2 separate regions of the Homo sapiens genome follow, and region 1 is linked to region 2. A link is a contact called in ENCODE Hi-C or POLR2A ChIA-PET data. All regions are on one chromosome and are shown on one strand. Each heading gives the region's core, a stretch centred on a gene start or an enhancer-like site at or near the end of the contact. The rest is flanking DNA. Distances are from core to core; before and after follow the strand shown.

What was found. Hi-C counts contacts between places; a loop is a spot of excess contacts on that map. ChIA-PET counts read pairs that join two places held with the same protein, here RNA polymerase II (POLR2A). Pooled maps may share reads with other maps.
Region 1: a map of pancreas shows a loop between it and region 2 (2.5-fold over the local background). The contact joins the enhancer-like site here to the promoter of MATN1-AS1 in region 2. A Hi-C loop is called at or near these places in 1 of 168 maps with a recorded cell type or tissue (pancreas) and 10 of 50 pooled maps. POLR2A ChIA-PET finds 5 or more read pairs at or near these places in 1 of 52 experiments (K562).

What each region holds. Positions count from the first base shown.
Region 1 is chr1:30,884,370-30,887,069 of GRCh38, reverse strand. All of the region lies in intron 1 of SDC3 (syndecan 3), which reads left to right. Among named protein-coding and RNA genes, the nearest start is that of SDC3, 23 kb to the left of the region's middle. RefSeq lists an enhancer at 794-1,294. Within about 2 kb of position 1,374, at least 3 of the 41 ENCODE cell types and tissues checked have a DNase peak (open chromatin) inside an H3K27ac peak, as active enhancers do.
Region 2 is chr1:30,717,492-30,720,191 of GRCh38, reverse strand. It overlaps MATN1-AS1 (MATN1 antisense RNA 1), which reads right to left and starts at 1,420. Exons shown (of 4, transcript NR_034182.1): 1 at 627-1,420. It overlaps MATN1 (matrilin 1), which reads left to right. Exons shown (of 8, transcript NM_002379.3): 3 at 1,235-1,457. RefSeq lists silencers at 808-897, 1,458-1,977, 2,018-2,197 and enhancers at 555-1,130, 1,228-1,397.

The sequences.
Region 1 (2,700 bases), core at 125-2,624, 170 kb before region 2:
GCTGGTCTCTGACATTTGCCCTGCTTTTGAGAGCCTTCTGGTAGGGGAAACTGATTAGGGCTAGGAGCAGGTGTGCTCTGCAATCCAAAGGGCATGGTCTTTGGGGTTCAGCTAATCTTGGGTTCAAATCCTGGCCCATTGCTGTGTGACTTTGAGCCAGTTGCTTCACCTCTCTGAATTTTAGTTTGCCCATCTGTGAAATGGGAATGGCAATCCCTTTCTGGTCAAGTGAGAAGAGAAATGAGGCAATGTGCATATAAGGAACCTGGCACTTAGTGAGGGCTCCCTCCGTCGGGGCTGTGATCATTTTCATAAGGGATGGAATGGCCCAGCCTTTTCCAGAAAAGTGCTCAGTGGAAGGAGTCTTGAATCACAAACTGGCATTCCCTGCAGGCATTCTCAGGGGTTCAGGAGTTCACTGAACACAGGATTTAGACTCAACAAGGCCAGAATTCAACTCCTGTGTGACCCCACTGGTGGCTTAACAGGCTCAGTCTCCTCATCTATAAATGGAGACCATATTATCTGCTTCCCAGGGCAGCTGAGTGGTTTCACTGAGATCCAGTGGAAGGGCCTGTTAGAGTGATGGGAGCATGGTTGGTGGGCCTTCTCCCTTAGTAAATGACAACACAGTGGAGGTACTGAGTCCCCAAGAAAGGACTTCCTAATTTGGACCAGGGAGGTGGTTGGCGTGCGTATGTGACATTCAAGCAGGCTGACAAAGGAGGCATTGTGTGAGCTGAGCCAGCTTTGTGGGGACATATCTAGTGCCTAGGATGGTGCTTGGCACACAGTAGGAGCTTAATAACCATTGGTTTTACTGATTAACCAGCTGAGTAGGTGCTGGCCAGGCAGAGATGGTGGGGAAAGGTATTCCAGGAAGCAGGAACAGGCCTGAAGGAGCCCGTGTTCCCAGAACTGTAAATAGTTTTGTGTGGGAGGAGTATGGGGGTGGGCAGCTGGGAGTGGGGTGTGGGGGGTGCTGCTGGGTCTGGAAACGGGGCCTCAGTGGGTGGTCCTGCTCTCAGGCACGAGCTTGGGGACAGGCATCAATGAGCAGTGTGAGTCAGGGTGGCCAAGAGTGACGTGAGAGGGCAGGTGGCTGGGATTGATGGGGCGGTGACGGAGGCGTCCCAGCCCTGGGTTGAGGAGGGGGCCTGGCTTTCCCAGGGTTGCATTGTCAGCTTCTGTCTAGGCACAGGGGACAGAGTGGGCTGCTGTAGGGCAGCCAGTCTGCACCTCAACAGAGACTGGCCAGCCCGGCTGAGCCAGGAACAGGGCTGATGGGAGAAGGCGGGCGGGTGGGTGTCTGGGCACCACAGGCCAAGGTGGCCGCCAGACAGGCTGATGCCAGGGGAGGGAGCCAGGTCCTGCCAAGCCAGCCTGTCTGTGGTGAGACTCGGTTGGGCCGTGGGCCCTGCCAGCTCCCTCAGAGGCTTTTGTGTTCATTTCCTTTCCACCCCCCTTTTCAGTTTCCTCGTAAGGTCCCTCACGAACAGTCTCAATGGGGTCTCAGCAGAACCAGGGGACCCGGAAGTTTCACAGACCAGAGAACACCAGGGATGGAGACTCAGGGAGGATGTGCGCTCTCTAATAACAAAAGTGCTATGGGTTTATCGGAGAAATTGTGGAAAATACAGAAAGGTCCTGAGAAGAAATTAAAGCTGCCTGTAATCCCACCACCCAGAGAGAGCCTCTGGGAACCTTTAGTTATAATGCAGCATTTGGAAATTCACTTTGATAGTGAGTTCATTAAAACAGGATCAAGTTCTACATATTTTTTGTAACCTATTTTTTAAACATAATGATGATACTCATATTAATAGCCAGCATTTACTGAGCAATTTGTTAATGGGTGAACATGCCCAGCCTCCTTCTGTAAACCCCACGAGGTGGGCATTCTTATCTTTGTTTTACCAGTTAAAGCAGCCTGAGAGAGTTAAATATCTGCCCAAAGTCACATCGGAATTGAGAGAGCCATCTGCATATTCCTATCAACAGCTATACTGTCTTGTCTTCTGATGATCAATATGTGCATTTTCCTACATCCTTCAATATTCCTTGTAGCAAGTAAAAAAAAGCCTTCTATGACACATTTATGTCTTTTAATAACCTCATTAGACAGTGTAGATTTGTGAGAACTCAATTGTTGATAGCTGCGTAATATTCCATGTTATGGTTGTACCCTCATTTATTTAACTCGTCCCCTGTCGTTCAGTATGTGGGTTATTTCCATTTTTTCCCTCTCGTAAATTACATTGTCCTGGATCTCCTTGACCTAAGGATCAAATTCTTGGGAGTCCAGAGTGTCAGAATCAGAAAGGCCCTTAGACCACCATGCTTGGTTTTCCATTTTGCAAATGGGGCAAAGGAAAGGCAGAGAAGGGGGAAGAGGATTTGTCCACGGTCTTGGAGGCTGTGGGCGCCTGAGCCAGGGCTGCTACCTGCTCTCCTGTTGGGGCTGGGGTGGGGATGTGGGTGGAGGCAGGTGCCACAGTGGGAAAAAGGGCATCCTGGGGGGATGGTGGGAACACAGGGCTGGGTAGAGGGCAGACTGGAGGTGACAGGAGAGATACAGGCTTGGGGTAGGGAGGGCTCTGCTGCCATGATATCTTTGCAGAGGAGTTGACTGGGATGGGACAGGCCCAAAGGGAACATTTCCTGCCCTCTGAGCTGCCTTTGTAGATGGGAGTAGGGGGT
Region 2 (2,700 bases), core at 171-2,670:
GAGGACCCAGCAAGGTGGACAATCTGAAAGCTGGGTTGCAGGGAGGGGAGTAGGGACTCGAGGAGGCAGTGGGCCTCGGGATGGCAGCGAATAGTCACAGCTAGATTTTCAGAGCCAGGAGCCCAGGCCCCTGGAGAGGAAGAGATTGTACAAAGTCACTCCCCAGGTAGCCCAGGGTAATGATGGTAAAAATAATAGTTGCCCCTTCTGGCTTCTAACCAGGAGTCATCTCACTCAACCTCACCACAACCCTTTTTACAGTTGAAGACACTGAGGCTCAGGAAGGTGACCTGTAGCTTGTGGAGCTGCATTTCTAAACACGGCCTGTCTCAACTGCCTGTCATCAGGACAGGGTGTCAGGACCTGGGGCTAAGGATGGGACCCAGGAATCAGAAACAGACCCAAGTCAGAAGCAGAGAAGCAGCAAAGCGGGACTGGATGCCTAACCCAGACTGGGCAGAGCTGGGAGCGCCCTAGCCTCAGGGCGGGTGCAGACAGGGGGTCACGAAGCCGGATCTCAGTGACAGAGTCCGCCACCTCTTTCTTTCCAGGGTACAGACCAGAGGAGCCTAGTGGGAGGGGAGCAGGCAGATTCTTTCCCTCTCTGGCAGGGGCATGTATCATACCGGGGAGTGGAGGAGGATAAGGGCGGCATCTTTCTTGGGTTGGTCCCTTGGGCATCCACATGGGAGTGGCCCTCCGTCGGTTCCCTGGTCCAGGGTCCCCGGTCTTACCGGGACAAGGACAGCAAGACGGGAGACGGCAGCCCCATCCCTTAGCTTCGGCTGCCATCTGGTGGCCAAAGCGCAGAACTGCACCATGTGGAACCACCGGATCCCCCCACCCAGCCCCGGCCGGGCCTCCCGGGGGCACGAGGGGCGTGGCACGACTCCCACAGCCATCAGCCTGAGGACCCTGCCCTCAGCCGCCTCAGTCTGAGGGGAAGGCATGGCCCTGACCTTAGAGACCCCAATTTGGCGATGGGGCATCACATCCCTCCGGGCATCTCAGAGCTGCCTGCCCGAGGGAGGCGAAGCAGATGGAAAGCCCCCCAGCCACGTCTCTCAGTCAGAGGAAACGGGTCTCCTCTTCGGCCAGCCGGGTCCTCTTCCCCCGGGTGCCGCCTGGCTGTGCGACCCGGCAGTCCTCCCGCCTCTCCGGGCCTCAGCCTCCTCTCCTGGACAGTCCCGTGGGCTTCCGGGAGCCCGGTGTCACACCGCCCCGCGTGTCGCAGGTGGTCATCGTGGTGACAGACGGGAGGCCCCAGGACAGCGTGCAGGACGTGTCTGCGCGGGCCCGGGCCAGCGGCGTCGAGCTGTTCGCCATCGGAGTGGGCAGCGTGGACAAGGCCACGCTGCGGCAGATCGCCAGCGAGCCGCAGGACGAACACGTCGATTACGTGGAGAGCTACAGCGTCATCGAGAAGCTGTCCAGGAAGTTCCAGGAGGCCTTCTGCGGTGCGCGGGCAGGCGGGGGCGGAGCCAGGGCAGGGGCGGAGAAGGGGAGAGCGGCGGGGCGGGGCCAGGGCTGGAGGCGGGACCGAGGCTGAGGCGCAGACGGAGCCAGCGCCGGCGCAGGGCAGGGGCGGGGCCGGGGGGGGGGCAGAGGCGGAGACGGGAGAGAGATAGAATGTCAGTGCCGGGGCGGGGCCGGGGAGGAGCCGGGGGCGGAGGCGGAGACGGAGAGAGTCAGCGCCGGGGCGGGGCAAGGGTGGGGCCAGGGCAGGGGCGGAGACGGAGAGAGCGGCGGGGCGGGGCCAGAGCAGGCAGGGGGCGGGGCCAGGGCAGGGGCGAAGACGGAGACAGTCAGTGCCAGGGCGGGACCGGGGCGGAGGCGGAGAGAGTCGGCTCCAGGGGCAGGGCCAGGGCTGAGCGGGACGAGGCCGTGGCAGGCGCAGAGACTGAGAGTCCGCGCTGAGGCGGGCCAAGGCTAGGGGCGGAGCCAGCGCTAAAGTGAAGACAGAAAAAGTCAGCGTCGGGGGGCGGGGCCACATCAGAGGGCGGGGCCTGGCTGGGGCGGTAGCCTATAAAACGGCGGGAACTGAGTTACACGGCAACATCAGGGCGGGGCCAGGGCTAGGGACACGGCTTAGGTGGATTGGGGGTGGAACCTGGATTAGACTGAGGTGGTGCCAGCACCAGGGGTGGGGCCGTAGCTGGGGCGGAGCCTGATAACGGAGGAGGGTCTCCAGCCCCAGGTTAAGGGAGTTGGGGAGAGGCGATGTTAAGAGTCCTTTTATGGCCGGGCGCGGTGGCTCACGCCTGTAATCCCAGCACTTTGAGAGGCCGAGGCGGGCGGATCACGAAGTCAGGAGATCGAGACCATCCTGGCCAACATGGTGAAACCGGTCTCTACTAAAAATACAAAAAATTAGCCGGGCGTTGTTGCGGGCGCCTGTAGTCCCAGCTACTCGGGAGGCTGCGCCAGGAAAACGGCGTGAACCCGGGAAGCGGAGCTTGCAGTGAGCCGAGATCGTGCCACTGCACTCCAGCCTGGGCGACAGAGCGAGACGACTCCGTCTCAAAAAAAAAACAAAACAAAAAAAAAAACCGCACACACAAAAAACAACAGAGCCCTTTTATGTGGCAGAATCCTGGCAGGGACCAAGGAGGGCCCAGAGCTCAGGAAGGAGAGCTCCCAGAAAACCTACACATGTTTCTGTGTCGTGAGTTTTGGGTGCCAGAGTTTTCTGTGATGCGG